2 separate regions of the Homo sapiens genome follow, and region 1 is linked to region 2. The links are chromatin loops, found by intact Hi-C in ENCODE. Cell type or tissue: dorsolateral prefrontal cortex. All regions are shown on one strand. Each heading gives the region's core, and the rest is flanking DNA. Links, peaks and the distances in the headings are about the cores only.

Evidence for each region. Hi-C counts contacts between places; a loop is a spot of excess contacts. Peaks named below come from ENCODE experiments on the same cell type or tissue, not always from the same donor. Only the 100,000 strongest peaks of a DNase experiment are listed, where the experiment ranks them.
Region 1: a loop joins it to region 2, with 4 times the contacts of the local background. A loop is called at or near these places in 4 of 110 quality-filtered maps.

What each region holds. Positions count from the first base shown.
Region 1 is chr10:132,681,356-132,692,587 of GRCh38, forward strand. INPP5A (inositol polyphosphate-5-phosphatase A) reads left to right here. Exons shown (of 16, transcript NM_005539.5): 5 at 9,037-9,100. Among named protein-coding and RNA genes, the nearest start is that of NKX6-2, 99 kb to the right of the region's middle. RefSeq lists an enhancer at 5,937-6,681. In dorsolateral prefrontal cortex, for the core only: a CTCF peak has its summit at 4,341; DNase peaks (open chromatin) are centred at 3,996 and 4,386; H3K4me3 peaks cover 1,177 bases; H3K27ac peaks cover 8,000 bases.
Region 2 is chr10:132,727,898-132,739,129 of GRCh38, forward strand. The region is part of intron 9 of INPP5A (inositol polyphosphate-5-phosphatase A); the gene reads left to right. Among named protein-coding and RNA genes, the nearest start is that of NKX6-2, 53 kb to the right of the region's middle. RefSeq lists a silencer at 6,358-6,515 and an enhancer at 6,888-7,539. In dorsolateral prefrontal cortex, for the core only: CTCF peaks have their summits at 7,776, 10,677 (motif pointing right) and 10,883; DNase peaks (open chromatin) are centred at 7,695, 8,324 and 10,804; H3K4me3 peaks cover 1,842 bases; H3K27ac peaks cover 5,564 bases.

The sequences.
Region 1 (11,232 bases), core at 759-8,758, 49 kb before region 2:
TCTGGATCCACACTGCCTTTATGAGCTGTAACACTCACCGCGAAGATCTGCAGCTTCACTCCTGAGCCAGCGAGACCACGAACCCACCAGAAGGAAGAAACTCCGAACACATCTGAACATCAGAAGGAACAAACCCCGGACACGCCGCCTTTAAGAACTGTAACACTCACCGCGAGGGTCCGCGGCTTCATTCTTGAAGTCAGTGAGACCAAGAACCCACCAATTCCGGACACAATAGCAGGTGCTGATAACGATGGGAGGGAGTTGGAACCTTTGTGCACGTGGGTAGAAATATAACAGGGGGCAGCCACTGTGAACATTGAGGTGATTATTCAAAAAGTTAAAAATAGAATTCCCGTCTGATTCAGCAGTCCCACTTCTGGGTACAGACCCCAAAGAATTGAGAGCAGTCTCCAGCAGATATTTGCACACCTATAATCAAAGCAGTATTATTCACAACTGCAAAATGCGGAAGCAGTACCATGGAATATGACCCAACCGTAAAAAGGAAAGAAATTCTGGCAAGCACTACAACATGGTGGAGGAACTTGGAGGACATTATGCCAAGTCAAGCCTGTCACAGAAACACGAACATGGTATGATTCCACTTACATGAGGTACTCGGATTAGTCAAAGTCATGGAGACAGAAAGTACAGTGCCTGGTTGCCAGGGGCTGGGGAGAGCGGGAAGGGAAGAGCGGGAAGGGGAGAGCGGGAAGGGAGCTGCTGCTGGACAGGAACAGTTTCAGCTGGGAAGGTGGACAGCGTCCTGGAGGTGGGAAGGTGGACAGCGTCCTGGAGGTGGGAAGGTGGACAGCGTCCTGGAGATGGGAAGGTGGACAGCGTCCTGGAGATGGGAAGGTGGACAGCGTCCTGGAGATGGATGTTGTGATGGGAGCTGTTGCTGGTCGGGAACAGTCTCAGCTGGGAAGGTGGACAGTGTCCTGGAGATGGATGGTGTGACGGGTGCAGACGTTCGTTAGGCGCGGACTGCGTGCCACTGACCTGCTCACCTGAAGGTGGGTACGATGGTCAAGTTTATGCTGTGTGCATTTTACCACAGCCACACAGTTCGATGAAGAGGTGCCCAACTATGCTAGTATAATGAAGATGCAAATTAAAACAATAAGGTCTAATTTCACACCTATCCAGTTGGCAAAAACTAGAGGCTGGCACTGGGCCATGGCAAGGATGTGGAACGTGGGCACTGCCCTGATGAGACCACTGGGGGATCGTCATGGCAACAGGAGGGGCAACGTGGTGGTGCCTGGGAGGGCATGTGTCTGTGGTGACCCAGCAAGGCCATCTGTGTATTATATACATATGCACGCATGTTTAATCAGCGTGTAAACTGTGTGTTATCCTATGTGGAAGGCACGTGTCTGCCATGACCCAGCAATGCTGTGTATTATATACATATGCACTCATGTTTAATCTACGTGTACACGTGTGTGATCCTATGTGGAGGACACATGTCTGCCGTGACCCAGTAAGGCCATCTGTGTATTATATACATATGCACGCACGTTTAATCTGTGTGTACACATGTGTGTGATCCTATGTGGCGGGCACGTGTCTGCCATGACCCAGCAATGCTGTGTATTATATACATATGTACGCACATTTAATCCACGTGTACACGTGTGTGTTATCCTATGTGGAGGGCACGTCTCCTGTGACCCAGCAAGGCCATCTGTGTATTATATACATATGTACGCACATTTAATCCACGTGCACACGTGTGTGTTATCCTATGTGGAGGGCACGTGTCTGCCGTGACCCAGCAAGGCCATGTGTTGTATTATATACATATGTATGCACGTTTAATCCACGTGTACACGTATTATCCTATGTGGAGGGCACGTGTCTGCCGTGACCCAGCAAGGCCATGTGTTGTATTATATACATATGCACACACGTTTAATCCACGTGCACACGTGTGTGTTATCCTATGTGGAGGGCACGTGTCTGCCGTGACCCAGCAAGGCCATCTGTGTATTATATACATATGCACACACGTTTAATCTGCGTGTACACATGTGTATTATCCTATGTGGAGGGCACGTGTCTGCGGTGACACAGCAAGGCTGTTATATATATATGCACGCATGTTTAATTCACGTGTACATGTGTGTATTACCCTATGTGGAGGGTGCGTGTCTGCAGTGACCCAGCAAATCCTCCTGCATAGTATGTCTGTGTGAACACTCAGTACCCATGTACCTGGATGCTTGTTATCTCTGACACACTTGCTCAGTAACACCATGCAGGGAAGATTATTATAGCATCAATTACAATACTCAAATAATTGGAAGTAGTCTTTATGTGCAACAGAGAAATGGATAAATTACAGGGTTTTTTGTTTGTTTGTTTGAGACAAAGTCTCACTTGCTCTGTCGCCCAGGCTGGAGTGCAGTGGCGCGATCTTGGCTCACTGCGACCTCTGCCTCCCAGGTTCAAGTGATTCTCCTGCCTCAGCCTCCCAAGTAGCTGGGATTACAAGCATGGGCCACCACACCTGGCTAATTGTTGTATTTTTAGTAGAGATGGGGTTTCGCCATGTTGGCCAGGCTGGTCTCGAACTCCTGACCTCAAGTGGTCGACCCACCTTGGCCTCCCAAAGTGTTAAGATTATAGGTGTGAGCCACTGTGCCTGGCCAAATTACAGTATTTTTATATGGTGAATTATTATGTAGCATTCAAAATAAGCTAAAATATGTCTTTATCTTGGTATCACGCCATAGGACATTTGAGAAACTGTCCTCTTTCTTGGCTTCCTTTGTGAAATCCACCTGTGTTTCTGGATGTAACTCTGATCTGTGTATTTTCCTTGCTGTATCTGGTTCTATCATAGGAATATTTCAAATTTGATTTACCCATTTGCACGTTAAGCATTTGGGTCATTTTCAGTTGGTGTTTTCAGAGGTCATATGCCATTGTATTCTCATGCCTGTCTCCTGAGAGCTCCAGCGTCTCTGAGAGAGGTCTGTGTGTGCATTCCACGTGTGTATACAGACATATGTATGTCTACAGGTGTATGCATGTATGTGTGTGTATTACATATGTATGTTTGTCTATAGTGTATATGGATGTGGGTTATGTACATGTGTGTGCATGGATGTGTACATATGTGTGTGTGTGCAGGAGTTTCTCTTGGGTGCAAAGCAGCCGTGAGGGTGTGGGGTTGTAAGTTCACAGGATGTGGTGTGTCCCTGTGGCTCATGTCTTCAGCAGTCACTCATTAGTCACTGTGAGCCTGTCTTCTCATTTCTCCTGTATTACAAGGGCAGAGGAAATGTCTGAAAGATCAGGCTCAGAACCACATGCCTGCCTCAGCTCGGGCAGGTGCTTTCACCCTAATGAGGACGGAACGTCAGGCTTGGCCTCTCCGTGATGTCCTTAGCTTTGTTCTCAGAGAGCACAGATGTTTGCCACTGGCCCTCACAGGGTGTGTCAGAGCCCAGGTGAGCATGGTTTCGTGCCCCTGGGCTCCTGCGTGAGGCCGCGTCCTTCATTTGGGGGTCCTGTGTCCTCACAGCATGCAGCTGGGGAAGGAGTGGGCTGCGTATGAGGGGAGTCATGTTTAGTAATCTCTCGACTCTCATTTAAAACAAATGAAGTTCTCTATTTTGTTGCAGACTTGAAGATTAGTTACCAACAATATCTTATGAAGTTTTTCTTTCTGCTCCTAGATTTATTTTATTAAAAAAAAAAACTGGAGGTGAAAACGCTTTATCTGTAGAAATAACAAAATGTCATGCTGTCTCAGAGTGAGATGGGAGTCACCAAATGCTGCCACTCTTTTTTCTGAGTCACTGTTGATAAGCACGGTCGGCCTTAGTCAGGGCTCCCCTGGGCCGCGGGCCGTGGCCTCCTCCCTCAACACTTTTTCCCTTCCCAGTGGCAGAATGCAGTGGCAGGCTCCACAGAGATCCCCCTGGGGCGCACTGGGAGCTGGCACCTGTGGTCACGCCCGCGACGCGGTTGGAACCAGCACAGGGGAAGGGCCCTGTTGCCACCTGGGGCCTCACATGGGCACTGCTTGTGCATTTCCCCTTTCTGTCTCGAGCAGAGTGTGTGCTCATGTGCGTCCCTTAGCGCGGGGTCTGTGTGACTGAAGTTTTAGGAATGTGTTCTGTTTTGTGCACGAGGGAGCTGGGTGCAGAAGACCAGGTTAATGATGTGTGCTTTGGTCGTTCACCTGATTGCGGAAATGATAAATTACCGGCCATCTGACTTGTTTGCAAATAAAAAGTGATGGAGGCATTTCCAATGGCAGCTTTGTGTTCCTGGCTTGTCAGCCTCTGCCCCGGCCTGAGTCATCCCGAGCCTTCCAGCCGGTGGCTCCGTCCGGGAGGTGGGACCCTGCTCAACAAACACGGGCTTTGTGATTGCACAGTGCCTGCCGGGACGCGTTGTTCTTTCCAAATGTGTGAGAAGTGGTCTGCTCCCGCCCTGAGTTGGCTGTGTTTGCAAAGTGGGCCCGCTATCAGAATTCAGCTCCCGAAATCAAGCTAAGTGACACGGTGTGGCCATTTATCACATTACCGGACTCCAATTGAAGTTGAGAGGTTGTTTTAATAGCATTTGTAAATACTCCATCTTCACTAGCCGCCCCTGTGAGAGGCACTGAGCCCCCATGGTACGCAGGGTTCGTTGCGCCCTGGTCGCCAGTTGGTGTGGAAGCCTGATGGTGGTGACTGGGAGCTTCAGTTGCCCATTAGCTCCCAGGCTGCCTTCAGAGACCAGGGTCCCACCAGTGCAGCCCCAGCCAGGGCCCAGGTTAGCCGGGGTCTGGATCTCCTGTGTGGCCCGCACCGGATCGACTTTTCGGTGCCCCAGGGGCTTGGCTTTGTCCAGTGGAGGCCGCTTCCCGGCTGTGCCGTGGCCTCCGGGGGCTGGAGGACTCCTGCCCGTGTCTGCAGTCCTCGCAGAAGCATCACAGCTAATGGCTGCATTTCACTAATGCAGAATTAATGAGCACTCTTGACAGTCTTGTTTATCAATACGTAAAAAGTATTTTGTTTTTAGCAAGAGGCGAGGAGTCATTATTCTCAGATGTGACAGACATACTCTTGACAAGTACTGTGGTCAGAGACCTGGGCGAGCTGGGGACTTCCTGTCGGCAGGCCCCGGACACGCTCCTGGCCCAATGTCCTGGTGTCTGTGATAAATGGGTGCCCTGAACCGTATTGATGGGACAGGGTAAACACCGAAAAAGTTGGGTCGAACTTTGACTTTAAATGTTCATTACAGCTAATTATGGATTTTCTGACTATGAATTGCAGTTTCTATCCCTGCACTGGCAATTTATTTTTCACTTATTTATTGCAAACTTTATAATATTCTGTTAGCTTTAACATTCAATGAGGTAATGATTTAAATGTTTGCAGCGACATTTATTATGTTTTTTCAGAGTGCTTTCTTTATCTGAAACAAATGAAGGGATATCTTCTATAAAGAAGGGCTGATGTTGGTGGAGGAGACATTAAGTTTCATCCATGGGGCATAGGCCTGCAGTTTTCTCTCTTAACTCTGTGCTGAAACTCTATTTTGCCAAAGAAAAGGATGAACACTGGCTTTTTAATTTTAATTTTCTATTTTTTTGAGACGGAGTCTCGCCCTGTCACCTAGGCTGGAGTGCAGTGGCATGATCTCAGCTCACTGCAACCTCTGCCTCCCAGGTTCAAGCAATTCTCCTGCCTCAGCCTCCCAAGTAGCTGGGATTACAGGCTCATGCCACCACGCCTGGCTGATTTTTGTACTTTTAGTAAAGACGGGGTTTCACCATGTTGGCCAGGCCGGTCTTGAACTCCTGACCTCGAGTGATCCGCTGCCTCGCCCCCACAAAGTGCTGGTATTACAGGCGTGAGCCACCAAGCCTGGCCAACACTGGGTGTTTTTAAGACCTGCTGTAAAGGTGGCTCAGTTCCCCGGGTTCTGAGCAGGTTCACAGCAGATGCCTAGTGAGATAGCGGGTCAGTCGAGCAGTGTCCATGTCACAGCCGAGTGCATCATGGCCACACGCAGCCTTCTGGACCCAGCAGCAGCTCACCAGGGCATGTGGCCTGGGGCCAGGGACCACAGAGGGCCTGAGGACACAGCCCCATGTCAGGCACACAGGTTCTCCCACCTTCTGGCTTTCCCGTGGAGGCAGAGATGCTGCCTGCTGCACCCTAGACCCACCTGCGAGAGAAGAGGAAGTGCACTGCGTCCCCCTCGGGTATCCTTCATCTCCGTCCCCTAGACAGAAGGTCCCTGTCATCTAGCCTGGGGGCTCCCATCTGGGTGGTGGCCAGGATGCAGGGCTGGGAGGCCCATGGTTACCCTGCAGCTTTGGGTTCTCCCACCGAGGTCTGGCACTCATGAGTGTGCATGTGTGTGTGCACATGCAAGCGAGCACTCGCACCTGCCACCTGTGCTGGGTGGAGGCGGCACGTGTCCCTGCTCCTGCCTGTGGGTGTGTTCCCTTCCCCACCAGACGCAGCAGAGACAGGAGGCAGAGGCCACCATGGCGTCGGTGCACAGGACTCAGGCTTGCCAGCCGGCCTCTCTTTTTAGGAGTTTAAATGCACTCCTTGAAGTGTGTTCTGTCAGAGGGCAGCTGTGTCATCCCCAAGGTGAAACACTGTTTTCTGGTGAGGTGTCCATGTGGCCAGCGTCCCCGGGAGCAGGACCATCACCCCAGCCCACCATGCACTGCACACGCCCTAGGAGCAGGAGCTGCACAGCCTCCAGGGAGCTTCCCATGTTGTGGAGTCGGCATCAAACCAGAGACGGCCTAACAGGCCCCAGAGAGCTGACCCAGGGGCCCAGGGGGCTGCAGACAGGGACCAGGCCAGAGTTACTGGCACGATTGGCCCTCAGCAGGCCCAGAACATAAGTCCCCTCACCATGCACTGTGCCTGCCGCCCTGCGCCTCTGAGGGAGCAGCAGCCTCCTGACGCCCCAGTGTGGTGCACCTTCTTGCAGCCCTGCCCCCAGGACAGCCACCCCAGTGACCGGTCGTCAGGGAGGGAGCAGCAGTTCCCTGGGAACTGCAGAGCCTGAAGTGTGTGGGACGTTTAGCTTGGGCCATGGAATTAGGTGATGTTCAGGCATTGCCTTTGACTTTCTTAGAGAGACAATAGCTCTGCAGCCCCGTAGGGCAGCATCTCAGCAGGAGGTCCACACTGGGGCACTCAGAACTGCAGGGTTGTGGGGTCATGGTTCTGCCCAAAACAAAGCAAGAGTGCATGAGTGCGTGTGTGCAAGTGTGTGAGTGTGAGCAAGTGCGTGCGTGTGCATGAGTGTGTGTGCAAGTGAGTGTGAACAAGTGTGTGCGTGTGCATGAGTGCATGTGTGTGCAAGTGTGAACAAGTGCATTGTGTGCATGAATGTGTGCAAGTGTGTGAGCAAGTGCATGTGAGTGCACGAATGAGTTCGTGTGTGAGCAAGTGCGTGTGTGCACCAGTGTGAGTGCATGACTGAGTGCAAGTGTAAGTGTGCGTGAGTGCGTGTGTGCATGAGTTAGTGCATGAGTGTATGAGTGCAAGTGGGAGAGCAAGCACGTGAGTGTGCATGAGTGCATGTGTGCATGTTAGTGCCTGTGAGCAAATGCATGTTGTGTGTGCATGAGTGTATGTGTGCAAGTGTGTGTGAGTGCCTGTGAGTGCTTGTGCGTGAGTGCATATATGTGTTAATGTTTGCAAGCGTGTGGTGTGCATGTGTGTACATGAATGTGCAAGAGTGTACAAGTGAAGCCTTGGAATGAGGTGATACTCAGGCGTTGCCCTTGTGTTGCCCACAGGCTCACACAGACACAGTGAGGGATGCACCACGCCCTGTGCTTTCAGCTGAGGACAGGCCCTGTTCAGAATGCAGAGTTGGGGTTAGAGCCCCCAGTGGCTCAGAGTCTCTTCCCTGTGGAAGGCCCTGTGTGACCTGGTAACGGTTGGGCTCCCTGCAGGCAGCCCCTGCCCTCCGTCTGCAGCTGCGCCCGTGTGCCCTCCTCTCTGGCCCACCTGGCACCGCCGCTTCAAACTCTCCCCTGCTTTATCCCAGGACCTGCTACCCCCACAGGGCACACAGCTATCTCCTATGAGATAGGTTTGTTTGTTAAGTCAGGTTTATAACGATTAATGTATAGATGGTGAGATTCGCCCTCTTTGGGGTATAATTTAGTGAGTTTTGACAAAGGCAACCACTGCAAACCAGTGTAGAATATTCTGATCACCCCAGAGTTGCACCAGGCCCCGTGTTGGGGTTGCCAGATTTAGCAAAAGAAAAAAATACACAGAAATAATACACATGTCAGTACGAACACACTGCTGCATGTAGACACAGGTTCATCTGTAGAAAATACCACGTGAAACTTGCAGTTCAGATCAACAAGTAACTGTCTGTGTGGTATCCGTCGACCCAGCCCTGTGGCGTCCAGCCGCGTACTTTTGCCTTCTCTGGTATGAAGAGCAGGGATCCCTGTGCTCTGCAACCATCCGGCTAATTTGTAAGTGGGAGACACTGGCAGCTCCTGGGGCGATGGGGCAGGGTGGGGCCAGGCGCAGTGGAGCTGATGGTTGGAGGCCCCAGGACGAAGCCGAGCATCAGTGCTGGGAAGGGTCTGGTCCACTCAATGCCCGGCCGGTGGGACCTGCGCCCCTGCTGGAGCCAGCACCGGCTGCACGGCTCACCTGGGAAGGGTCTGGTCCACTCAATGCCCAGCCCGCGGGACCTGCGCCCCTGCTGGAGCCAGCACCGGCTGCACGGCTCACCTGGGAAGGGTCTGGTCCACTCAATGCCTGGCCCGTGGGACTTGCGTCCCTGCTGGAGCCAGCAGCGGCTGCACGGCTCACCGCATGCCTGGAGCTTGGTGGAGTTTGGGTGTTTGCAGGTTACCTCTGCCTGACATCCTGTGCCTCAGTAACTGTGATTAAATTATAACTGGTGAAACTCTTGCTCTAGCTAGTTTAAAAGAGCTTCTTTTATTGTTAAAAATGATCTTTAGAAATATTCCCAGCACCAGTCTCTCATTTGATTTCTCTTTTTGCTCTACAGGCACTAGGAAGCTTTTATTTTCTTCATGAGTCCTTAAAAAACATCTACCAGTTTGACTTTAAAGGTAAGACTGCGTGCCGTCTTCCGGGATTTTGTCTCGGCACTCACCCCTCCTGGTGTCTGGCTTCCCCAGACCTCTCCTGCCCTGTCTCTGTGAGTGGCCACTGTGGGCTGGGTGTCTTGAGCCACTGTCCAGAGGTCACTCCAGGGGCCTCCTGGACCTGGACTCGAGGCCCCTTGGCTGTCCCACACTGGCTCCCTGGCAAGGCTCTGGTGGGGACCTGGCTTTCCTAGAGTTGAGTTAAGAGGAAGGAATAGTTTGTATCTGTGTTCCCATCCAGTGTGAGAAAATGAAAAGCCGAATGAGAGGGTTGCATGTTTCAGAAATAAGAACAGGCAGGGACGGTCCTCCCTGCCGTGAACAGCATCCCCGTTTGATGGTCATGTGCTGTGTGTCTTCACGGAAAAGACTTGCCCTGAGACGCTCCGCTGACACAAGCTGTCCCCTCCTGTTCATTTCTTTGTCGGGGGCAGGTGCGTGAGCTAGGCCGGGTGTGGGGCTTCCGTGCGTGCTCCACACGGCCTGGGGGTGTTTGTGCGATGACTTCCCGTCTGACGCTATCGTTTCCTGCTGTGTGTGAGTTCTCAGAACCCCACGCGGCCTCCGGAGCAGATGACATCCATGTGAAGTGCCCTGCACGTCGTAGTAACTGTGGAGCCACAAACGATGTCGTTTCGTTCGGATTCCGTGTTTGTGCTCCCTCGGGAGACGGAGCGGCTCCTGTGAAATTGCGCGGTAGTCTTATCTCAGTTGCTTGAGTGGTGATTTCATTGATGACGAGAGCAAGATTCTGGCCAGCAAAATGATTTGTCACTGCCCCGTTACCTGAAGACCTTCAGATCCTTCCAAATTATAGCATCCAAGCCCTTCTATGAGGCCCGTGGCAGGATCAGCCGCACAGAATTGCAGGAGCCGGCCGGTGGCGCTCTCCGCTCCGTTTTGGAGACACGGCGTCTGCGTGCTGTGCGCTCAGGCACGGAGCGGCCGGCGAGAGTGGAGAGAGCGCGCCGACGCAGCGTGTGCTGCAGGAAGCTGGAGCCAAGGAGCTGGTGCGTCAGGCTGCGCCGTGCCGCGGATCTGCAGACCTTTTGTGTTTTTCAGTAGCCATTTGAATACCTGTTTTACTACTAAGTTAAATCAGTCATAAAGTGCCTGGTGAACCTACAGTGTATTTAAAACTATACATGAGATACACACTTCACTCTAGCAAAACTTTCCCCAGAGCCCTCCATGTGGCCAAACTAACAAGAACAACATGAGGAGTGGGCAGCGAGCATGTCCTGAGCACGTGGTGCGTCAGGAAGGCATGCAGACACAGGAGGCGTGTGGACGCGGGAGACGTGTGGACATGGGAGACGTGCGGTCGCGGGAGACGTGTGGTCGCGGGAGACGTGCGGTCGCGGGAGACGTGTGGTCGCGGGAGACGTGTGGTCGCGGGAGACATGCGGTCGCGGGAGACGTGTGGTCGCGGGGTGTGCGGTCGCGGGAGGCGTGCGGTCCTGGCAGGCGTGCGGTCCCGGGAGGCATGCGGATGCTGACGATATTCTCAGTGCCCCACACGGCAGGTGTTGCTGCTGATGCTCAGCGCAGTCGGGGGGCCTCGGGCTGGGCGGTTGGGCTCGAGGGTCAGGCTCGGGGGTCAGGCTAGGGGCTCGAGGCTCTGAGAAGGACTCAAAAAGAAAACCTAGAAATCAGAAACAGTACCAGAAATGAAGCAGTGGCTCATGTGCACACGCGGCTGAGGGAAGAATCAGCGAGCTGGAAGGTGTTAGAAACTTCACAAACTGAAAAGCAAGAAGAAATGAGAATAAATTTGAAAACAGAAGAAAATGGCCAAGACCTGTGAAACAGCGACAACAGGTGCAGCTTGTAAAGGGAACCCCAGTAGGAGTAGAAGGAAAGGAACAGAAGGAAGATTTAATGTAGTAATGGTTTAGAACTTTCCAAACTTGTAACTGACACCAAACCACAGATCCAGAAAGCTCAACGAATGCCAACACCAAGCAGGATAAATGCCAGAAAGTCAACCCCAGGCCACCTTGTATTCAAACTGCAGAAAATCAAAGAAAAAAGAGAAGATCTTGAAAGAATCCAGGAGATTCCTTATAGGCGAGGTGATTCCTTATCTGTAAAGG
Region 2 (11,232 bases), core at 3,197-11,196:
CGGTCCCCGAGACTGTTATCTTCCCATTTTAGTCTCCAGTTCCAAACACCCACACGTATTCATCTTCCAACGGTGGCAGGACATTGTTTCTGAAAGACAGACTGAGCTGGCTTTGATCATCCTGGGTCTCTTGTGGTTGGCAGAAATGAGTGCCCCTAAAACCCTCTGTTGGGTTGAGCTGGCAGCACCTTGTCACAAGGCCCCACCGCATGCCTGTGTATCAACATTTGGCCGTGCTGGTGGCATTGCCTAAACGTTCAGTGGCTCCTGGTCGAGGCATCCCTTCATCTGGCTGTGGAGGAGGAAGGCAGGGCCTCTGCGTGTGGTGGGCTGAGGAGCACATGGAGTTTTTAAAGCACACATCCCCCAGCAGGGGCCCCGAAGTCCTTTCCATCCCGCTGCTGTGCTTCCTTTCTCCTCGTAGAGGCTGTCAAATGGATCGGTCTCTGGCCTGCCATCCCACAGGCTCGGTGAGGGCTCGAGGGCAGGGGCTGTGCCCATCCTTGCTAGAATCCATGTCCCCGCGTCCGAGGCTGTGCGGGACCCGGGAGCAAGGCCTGGGGGCCACAGAGGCGGGGCCCTGTCATAGGCTCCTCCTCCACCCCCGCCAAGCCACAGGGGGCTGGAAGCGGCATTTCCGGCAGGTCTGGAACATCTCTGAGTGAGCTCATTTCTAACCTGTTACTCGAGAGCCAGTGAGTCCACAGTGCACATAAGTACTTCCCGCTCTGACTGGGAGGGGCCAGGATGAAAGTCAAGAAGAACCCGCGAAAGACCAAAGCCGATCAATCCCGGGCGCCCAGCAATTGGGGAAAGGTCAGGGAGCTTGGAAAGGGCCTTTTCCTTCTGGTAGAGCAAATGTCACAGTAAAGGGCAGCTGGTCCTGGCCGGGTCAGAGCCGTGGTGAGGCACGCACTGGAGCAGCCGCGGGAGCCTCCCTGGTGAAGGGAGCCAGCTGCTGAGCCCGGTGGCCGGGCCGTGTGACCACAAGGCGTCGGGGGCAGTGGGAAGCCTGGGCTCCGGTGCCTGTGGGGCTTGTGTGGCCGCTCTGGTCTTGGCAGGCGTGGGGGTCCTGGACGCTGGGTCCCGTGGGGCTTGTGTGGCCGCTGTGGTCTCAGCAGGCGTGGGGGGCCTGGACTCCAGGGCCTGTGGGGCTTGCGTGGCCGCTGTGGTCTCAGCAGGCGTGGGGGGCCTGGACGCTGGGTCCTGTGGGGCGTTGGGCAACTCCTATGAAGGACTGCAAGGCTTTCCTTTTTCTGCTGAGCAGAAAAGGAAGAAAGCACCTCACCGGGGTTTGCCTGTGGGTGTGGCCGTAAGAGGAGGCATGGCGGGAGAACAGTGCAGGGGCCTCGGGAGCCGGCCTGAGTCTGCCACATCTTCTCCTGCATCACCTGGCCTGCTCCCCTGGCCTCCCTAAGTGCCTTCACACACAGCCCTCAACCCTCATGGGTCACTGTCAGCAGTGTTTTTTGATCACCAAGATCAGTCCTATTTCTTAAAGAGTTCCTCTCACACAGGCAGTCGCAGCACGGCAGCTCCTGCCCAGGTCTAGATGGCCCTGGTGCCCTGGACCCCGCCAGGGAGGGTGGGTGCAGAGCAGGAACTGCCTCCCGGGCCTCAGTGGGCTCTCCGGACCTTCCAGTTTCAGGTCTGGGACCTGCCTGAGTTTTACCCAGGAAGAAGCAAGACCATGCTCGCCCCCACCTGTACCCCGTCCTCCGTGTTCGTGTTAGGCTGTCGCTAAAGGAGCCCTCGTCCCAGCCCTCTGCGCTGCTGAAGGGGTCCACGCAGAGGGCCAGTGCTGGGGAGGGCACTGGCCTGAAGCCAGAGTTCGAAGATTCCCATCACCAATAAACCAGTGGGATCTTCCACGGCAGCCTTCATGCTTAACTTTAAACATCAAACTACAGAGGACGGGAATTCTAATGGCTGTGCTTAAGGGGCTGTTTACTTTGTGAACTGGTGATAAACAGTTCTCCAGAAACTGCCACTTTCTCCTGAGAGTCAGTAAAGAGCTTCAGCAACCTCCAGGCAGCTGCTCGAGCGGCTGGTGGAGCACTCCAGGGCGAGTGAGCACCTGTGTCTGAGAGCCGCCCACACCACCATAAGCCTCACCAGCTCCCGTCCTTCAGGAATTGAGTCGTCACTGTTTTTTATCACTTTCCCATCCACAGTAATTGGAACAGACATGGAGTTACTTGAAATGCTGTTTTTCCTCTCAGTTCCCCCACAGTAGCTGGTTTTAAATGGAGTCCAGCAGCCTGGGTCCACCTGCCCTGTCCTCAGCCCCTGCGGGGCCCTCCCCACCACCTCCTGGTCTTCCCTCAGCCCCTCTGCCCTGGACCGGCCAGGCCCCTTTCTGGGCTCCACGGGGTGCATCATTGCCACCCATCTGCCTCCGCCCCCATCACGCTGGTGTCCTGCTTGCCGGGGCCACGTGGGCGAGTCGGGTGACAGACCCAGTGCAGCCGGGTGGGCTGGTGGACGTGCTGGCCGGGGCTGCGTGGGCAGCGCGGGAGGGGGCGCCATCTGCTGCAGGACAGTTCACGTCTGTCCCTCACGCCCTGTCTGCAGGCTCCTCGGCCGCTCTGCAGCCCCACCCACTCAGCTCTGTGGAGAGGTGTCCTGGGTGTAGGAAGAGCAGCTCCTGCGTGCAGCTTGTTAAGACAGCGGGTGTGGGGCTTGCCTGGCCATCGAAGCGTCAGAGGTGACTATAAGTCAGGAAGGGAAAGAAAACTGCGGTCTTCCTGGAACCTCCTCTGCATGCCCCAAGTGGATTTCTCAAAGGAACAGTAAGCAGGAACGTGGCAGAGCTCCTGCGGGCCTGGCTGACCCAGGTGGCGTCTTGAAGTCCCAGCCGCGTTGGCGTGTCCTGCTGTGAGCCTGACCGCAAGCTGCCTCCCCTCTGCCCCTGCAGCGGCTGCCAGGACATGAGGCTAACAAGCACCGAGGGCAGCCCAGGAACCCGATTTTTCACTTCATTTCATTTTAATTCAGATCTGATAATTCAGATCTGATAGAGCCGCGTGGCTATTCCATGGGACAGTACAGACCAGGTGACTTTCAACCAGTGCAGGGGCTACCACGGGGGAGGAACATTCCCGTGGACTTGCTGTCCAGCCAGCTTGGGCTCAGCTGCTCCCCAGTGCATCCCTGTTCTCGGAACCACAGCCCTGAGGTGGGCCCTGGGTGGGGTCTCCACGCTGCCTGGCAGACGTGGCGGTCATTCACATGGGATGGCGTGGTCAGCCCTGCACAATCCCAGGGAAGAGTCAGGCCTGGGTTCCCCCCGGTGAGAGGTCAGAGAACAGAGAAGGCGGCCCTGGAGGTGACCGCACCCCTCCCGCATATCAGGCACCCCTCCTGCGTATCAGGTGTCCCTCCTGCGCATCAGGCGCCCCCTCCCACTTACCAGGCATCCCTGGGAGTGACTGCGTGCCTCCTGCATATCAGATGCCCCTGGGAGTCACTGCGTCCCTGCCCTGTATCAGACGCCCCTGGAAGTGACTGCGTCCCTCCTGCGTATCAGACGCCCCTGGGAGTGACCGCGTCCCTGCCCCATATCAGGCGGCCCTGGGAGTGACCGCATCCCTCCTGCGTATCAGACGACCCTGGGAGTGACCGCACCCCTGCCTCGTATCAGACGCAGGTGTTTTCAGCAGCAGGTTTTCTTCGCTGGTGCCGTTTGTTGGTGTCAGACATGAGGAGGGGACCAAGGAAGGGCACGCAGGAGGTGGTGGCTGAGCCTCCGTTGCATCTGCTGGGAGTGGGGGCTCTCCAGCCCCGCGATCAGCTTGGGAGGGAGCTGGTCTCTGGTGAGGGTTTCCCCCAGTGAGGGTTTCCTCCAGTGCGGGTTTCCTCCAGTGCAGAACTCAGTGTTCACACGAATCGGCAGAAGGAAAGCCGCATGTGCTCTGTGGTTATCACCGAGGCATGCCCAGGGCGTTCGTGGGAAATCCAGGTTCTGTCTGCAAAGGTCCCTTCTAAATGGCACCAGAATTGGACACCATGTCTTCAACAGACGTAGATGCCACCCAGGGGAGCCCCTGTCTAAATGGCACCAGAATTGGACACCATGTCCCCAACAGACGTAGATGCCACCCAGGGGAGCCCCCGGCACCCCAGGCAGTGGCAATGCAGATTCCTGGGAGCAGGGAGGCCTCCACCCACCACGGCTCATTCACACGCCCGGCCACCCTGGTCTCTGGGCTCTAGGATGCTGCCCGCGACAGCAGCTGCCCATGCAGTTACCAGGCCCTGGCTTATAATGCCCTCATGCTGGACAGACGTGGGTCTTACTGTTCTGCGCTGTTTGTCTGCCATTTGCAAAGGAATGGGAAGAAAAATGAATAGTTTTAAACTGGATTGTTTACTCAGCAAGTGTCTAAGATCCTTGCATTAGTGTTTGGAGGGTTTTCCTGCCCACGTGGCTCTTTAAGACTGTGGATACATAGCTGTTCATTTGACAAGTCTTTCGTTACATTTTGCACACAGTTTACTATGTAAGTAAAGCGAGCCTAGTGGAAAATAGGGAAAATGATGTGTAGTGTAGAGTTCTTGTAGGACTGTTCAGTCAAGGGAGGGCCACACCTCTGGAATAAGGACCGCTTTTCCCTCCTGGCATCATCAACACAGTCGTCAGCTGTGTGTCAAATTCCACAGCTCACTGAAGCTAAGTGCTTGGTGCAGGGACTGGCCCGAAGCTGAGCACCTGGATCCCATGGCCGCAGGGATTTCCTGAGGGCTGGGGGCCGTGAGGAGTCACAGGACCCTGGAACCGACCACGGGGAGGACCCTGAGGCCCAGGGCAGGGGCGGTATCCCCAGGGTCACCTGCGGCCCCTCAGTGCTGCGTGGCACCTCCACGTGGCCATGTCGCTTCCTGTGGGCCGCAGACACGTGCAGGCTCTCCGGAGGGTCACGGCCTGTCTTCTGTTTGCTCATCTGTTGACGTGGAATGTGCGTGCCAGGTGGATCCCTCCCGCGCAGAGTCTCCTGTCTCCGTGTGGGGAGATTCCTGCGGCAGTGGCTCAGAGGACCACAGGCTGGGTGGCTTACACAGCAGAAGTTTATTCTCTCACAGTCCTGGAACCTGGACATCCAAAATCAAGGTGTCCTAGCGCCACGCTGCTCCTGGAGGCTCCAGGGGGGACCCCTCCTTGCCTCACCCAGCCACAGGTGGCCCAGATGGCCCTGGCTCATGGCCGCATCACCTCCGTCTGCGCCTCCATCCTCATGTGGCCTTTTCTTGCAAGGACATGAGTCCATGGACTTAGGGCCCACCCCACCCAGGATGTCTCATCCCGAGATCTTAACTAGTTACACCTGCAAGGCCCCATTTCCAAACAAGGCCCCAATTCTGAGGCTCTGGGTGAACATGAATCTGGGGGCACACCGTACAGCCCAGGACAGCAGGCAGCGCCGGAGTGACTGTCTCCTGCCACGTGGTCCACTGAACACTAGCACAGAAAACGTTTCTTTGAAAGCCCTACCTAAAAATAAATCTCACTGAAAAATGACCAGATTTATTTGTTGGTGGTGATTAATTTCAGCTGCATTAATTAAGGTGCCAATTAGGTAGATTATTGAATTTTAAAATACCATCCAAGCCCCTCTTATGGAAAATCAAAATCTGCTAGTTGGCATGGCATGGTTTTTAAAAAAGGTTTCTGACTGTAAAACATTTCGTAGAAATTTTGTGGAAACCAAAGAAAATTCTGCACGATTTTCTTTTGAGGCTGACTTGGACCAAGGAATTGAGGGCAGGTGTTTGGGGACCCCTCATACCGGCACCAGATCAGGCTGTGCTGAACGCTGATGCCGGCCTCCCTCTGCGTGTGAACGGGGTGATATTGGCCTCCCTCCGTGTGTGAACAAGCTGATGCCGGCCTCTGCACCTGAACAGGCTGATTTCAGCCTCTGCGCGTGAACAAGCTTGATCTCCACTTGGCCCTGTGGCACGTCCCTGTTGCAGTTTCCTTCCACATGAAGCTTTTTGATGAAGAACTGACAGGAGTGCCTGGGAGCTCCTTAGCACACACATCCTGGGCTCTCCCGGACCTGCGAGTCTCCTGGGAGCTCCTCAGCACACAGATCCTGTGAGTCAGGCCCAGGGCCCAGGCAGCGTCTCCTCACGTCTGCCTGGCACCAGGCTCAGTGCAGCTGGTGAACCGGGGCTGCGCAGGTACCTCTGGTCGGGATTCAGGCTCGGTCCACGCCACCCGCAGTGCCATGCCCGTGCAGCCTCCAGGGATGCATCGCTGCAGGCGCACCTGAGATGCCAGCTATGCTCTCGTGTGACGCAGAAGCATCACCTCTGGGCTGGACTGTCATGGCAGGACCACACCCGGCAGTGGCCACCGTCACTGCCCACTGATCTCGGTGCTCCCTGAGGCTGTGCGCTTCTCCTTCCTCAGATGAAAAGTGGACGAGGAATCCCTGTGGTCCAGGGCCTCATTTTCCTCGTACAGCTTTCATTTTTCGCACTGTGGTCCAGCCTCCAGTGTCTTTGCAGCTGGGAAGTATCAGGAGGAATTGGAGCGTGCAGCAGCTCAGCATGGCCTGGGCAGAGTGCGGATTCGCAGCGTTTCCAGCTGCTCAGCTGAGCAGGTTCTTTTTCACACAGGCCTGTGGATGGCTGAGGTTCTGGGTGGGTGAGTGTCCCACTGTTGGCTGCCTTGTGGGCAGCCCCATTGGTCCAGCAAGTGTGTCCTGTGCGTTTGCTATGTGGGCCCAGCACCAGGATGAGGGTACCGCCTGCCCTCAAGACCATGGCCTTGGGCACCAGGAGTGCCCGGGGCAGTGGGTTTGCCTGGCGGCTGCCTCCCCCACCTCTCTTCAGTTCTCCCCCTGCCTGGGAGTGATTTCCCACCGAAGTGTCTGTGCACATCTCTCTGCCTTCCTAGAAGCATCTGCATTTTAAAGGAGAGGGAGTGTCGGAGTCAAAGGCCGGCAGGAGTGTCTTGCAGGGTCCTCGGATGGAGCTAGCTTCGGGGCTGAATGGAGTGGGTTCAGTCCTTGAGATGGGCTCTGCCCTTCCTCTTGGCAGAGCAGCTGTGTGGTGAGCCCCTCAGAGAAGGCCACACAGAGGCGGGCAGGGCCTCCCAGAGGGCTTAGAAGTGTTGTCTGCTCCCCAGCCGTGTGGAGCAGGTGCATCTCGAGCACCTGTCCTTCCTTCCCCTGAGCCTTTCTGTCAAACAGCAGCATGGGTTAGAGTGAGACCCTGTGGGCTCCATGCAGGCTAGTCCTCCCCACCCTCTGCAACCCCCCGTGTGGAGATACCACATTCAGAGGCCACGTTGGTACCTGCAGTCTGGCTCCTTGGGAGCCGGAAAAGGCCACACCCAGCCTCCACCCTGGGTTTGTGGGGAGATCTGTGCCCTCCTCTGGGGTGGTTTTCAGATTGCCCAGGATCAGAGTAAGCATACGCGGTTCTGAAGGTTTGTGGACAGTGACACAGTCGTGCATAGCCAGAGCGCATCAGGAAGCCGTGTTTATCACAGTGCAGAGCGTCTTGCCTGATGGAGTGTTCTGGGAATGCTGGAGGCTGGGGGCAGGCGGTGCCCGGTGGCACGGGCGCCCTGGGGCGGTGTTGGTACGAAGGGACACGTGAGTGTAATGGTCTTTCAGAAACCACGGCTGGCCTGGCTTTGGTTTCACTGCTGAGCTCCCACCCACAGCAGCCCATCCTTGCCCCCTCGGTCCTGGGCTGGTGGGGTCATCCTCTTGCTCTCACTGCCGACCGCGTTCCTCTGCCTGCTCACAGCGCCTCCTTGGTGCCCTCAGTGGCAGGCTTGCTGGAAAGACTCATCAGAGGTTAATTAAATCCATCTCCACAGCAATGGGAGGCCGGGCAGAGCCGGGCTGGCAGCAGCAGATTAAATACAGGGTTGTTTGCCCTGCCGAGAGTTCAGGGGCAGGGTGTCTGGGAGGACGACCAGCTTGGTGGCCCTGGAGGCTCTCAGACCCCGAGGTGGAGACCTGCTTGTGATTTTTGGTGGCAGGAGGGTTGTAGGGATTGGATCCGGGAGTCCTGCCCTGCCCCACACCAGTCTGTGAAAGAGGCTCTGTGTGCAAAGCGAAGAGACTGTCCCCCAGGAATGCGCAGCCTCCTGTGTTTCAGATGCAGATTAATGCAGACTTGCTCACAGAGCAGAACTGAAAAGATACTGGAGTCAGATCTGGCACCACGGAAGCTGTAATTACAACCCACCACATGAAACACGCCAGTCGTGTGCCATCTGAGAGGGCCGTGCGTCCTCACACGAGTCAGTGATGCAGCCTGCGGCTCCAGCTGCTGCTGGGATGTTCAGAGGGTGTGTTTCCTGCCTCGCGCGGTGGCAACTGGCAGCTGGGGCGCTCAGCTGGCCGTGGTGACAAAGAGTGACAGCAGTGCCAGGCGCACCCGTCTCCACGCGGCCCGACCGCACACCACACCTGCCGTCCATCACGTCTGACAGTGACGGTGATGGATGCGTCTTTGGAGGCTGGTGGCCATTTTTAACAACCAGTTACCAATCACTGACAGGTACATGCTCAGGTGCCAGCTGGGCCTGCAGGGGAATGGCCGTTGGGGGCGTTGACATCCAGAAGGAGCCGTCCTCGGAGAGGGGCTGACGTCGCAAGGAGACACCCCGAGAGCCGGGCTTCCCAAAACACGGCTCTCAATGGGCACCAGGGAGGATACCACCACTGCCCGCGAGGCAGGATCCCAGCACCTGCCTCAAAGGCTGTGTCTGCCGTTCAGTGGAGACCATGGCCGGCAAGAGCAGCCAAGGCCAGGCTGCCCAGCAGCATAAGCCCAGGCCCAGACCTCAGACATTCCTGGCGCCCAGGCGTCCTTCCTTCTAGTGTGCACTGCGTCCTGGGAGGAGGAGCAGCTGTCAGCCAGTAGGTAACATCGCACCTGGTCATGGCCCCCCACAGCCCCACAGACTCCTGAGACCCGCTGGCTGCTCCGGCCCCAGCCAGGCTCCAGGTGAAGTTGTGACCTCATCTGGTTACCGGCTGCCTTGTTGAGCCCCTCTGCCCCCTGATCCCTCAGCCGTGGGCACAGTGGGCGCCGTGAGGCTGTGGGCAGGAGAGGCCAGGTCCCTGTGTCCACTGGCAGCTCCCATCAGGCGTGACAGACAGGGATGACTGTGCAGCTGTCGCTAGCCCTGTGTATGGGCAGGCCTGAGCTCCTAAAAACTGAGAGCATGGCGGCTGACTCCTCAGTCTGACGATGTTCCTGCATCGGCTGCAGTCGGCGCAGCCCTCCAAAGCCCTGCACCATTCAGGATTTGGCCCATCCCACAGCCATGAGCGGACTCGATGTGGCAACATGGGCACAGTGTGTGTCCAGAGGGCAGGTGGCAGGGACGGTCCCTTCTAACTCCCACAGACCCCAGAAAGCCTGGCTCAGAGTGACACTCCTGTAGAGCCTCAGCACCGTCTCCAGAGCAGCATGGATGGAAAGATGCACACAGCCCCATCCTCCTGCTGCCGTGGGTTAATGTTAGCGCAGCCCCGTCCTCTGCTGCCGTGGGTTAATGTTAGCGCAGCCCTGTCCTCCTACTGCCGTGGACTAATGTTAGTCATCGTCAAGTTCTCATCTTACCTGGGGACCCAGTGTGTAGACAGACCTTGTGCAGACCCAGTGGGGCACTGCCCTCGCCACGTGCCCAGCGTGCTCTGGATGGTGAGGCAGGCCAGTGGCAGCCTCTCTGCCCTCCCTGCCAGCTCCTCAGCCACAGGGACGCCCTTCCCTGAGGGTGGAGGTCAGGGCGGTGAGGGCCTGCAGAGGGCACGTGAGCTAAGCCGTGCTGCTCGGTTCACTCACTTGTTATTCTAGAGTCTTGGTGTAAAATAGCAATGGCAACAACAGAAGCACTGATTTAAATCATTAAATTTATTTTTTAATTTTTCTGTTTAGAAAGAGATTTTATTTGGTCTGTTTCTATATAGGGCCTATGACATCAACTGAAAATAAAATAAAATGTTATACTTAATTATAGTGATGACATTAGGCTTCGTATTTAGGGGATTTTTTCTAGGAAGTTCACTTTGCAAATATTACCCAATATTTTCAACTGGTATATTGATGCCAAGAATCTTCTCATTTTATAGAAAAAGAAGACAAAAAACAAAAGACGCTTGGCATTTTCTCTGGTCTATGCTGGGACTCTGTTCGAGGAACTGTTTTTTGGACTCACTCCTAAATGATTCATAATCCGTAGTGTGTTCACTAATCTTTAATGCACTTTTCTATATTTTTTATGAGCTCATACTTTATTTAAAAATTCCTCTGACTGCCCTTGGTTTAAAAGAAACCCATGGGAAAGGTAGGGCACAGAGCAGGTCTCTCGTGCCAAGGCAGGGGGTTGCTGGAGACCCCGGACACTGTGTAGCCTCATTCGTCCTCCTCCTTCACACATCGCACCCGGCTCCCTTACTAGCAATCAGTGGCTCTGACAAGCATACAGGGGACCCTGGGACGAGGGCTGAGCTCTGTGTCCTGCGTCCCCCTCCCTTTGCCACATCCCCCTCCCCACGTCCAGCCGTGCCAGTGGAAGGCTGGGGATGTCCGGGAGGAGCCACCCAGAGGCACAGCAGGTGCTTCTGCCGCCGGGCAGGGCCAGTCCTGTGGAGCCACCCCTGGGCCCAGCAGAGGGTGCCCGGCATGGTGCTAGACACAGCCTGAGAAAGAGACCCGCCGCCTTCTTCCCAGAAAGTCTGTTGAGCTCTAGCTGGCGTGAGAGCAAGTGGGCGCCACTCCCATTCCATGCGCGCTGTGTCCGAGCCTGCCAGGCTGCTGGAGTCCGGGAGCAACCTTGGGAGAGGACATGAAAGAGTCTTTATAGCATGTTGTTGTTCTGGGTGGCCGTTGACAATGAACACAGAGAGGAGGGAGGCCACTCGGATGCTGACGCCAACATCTCCCCATGACAGTGCCTTTCACTGGCTGCATTTCTGCACCCCATAAGCTTGGGATGCAGGGCCTTGTGCCTGGCCCTGGGGCTCGCGGTGAGGTCTGTGCTCCAGGGCCTCACGGTGGGCACTTTTGTCAAGTGATAGGGTCCCCCTTCGGGTCTAGGGTTCACCAGGAAGACCGTTGAGAAGATGGAGCTAACCAGAAGGGCTTTCTCTTGGGAAGTCAAAGTAAGGGAGGCCGGCGAAGTGTCTGAGGGCCCGCCCCGCAGCCCTCCCAGCAAACCCTGCCCCACAGCCCTCCCAGCAAGCCAGGCTCTCAGCT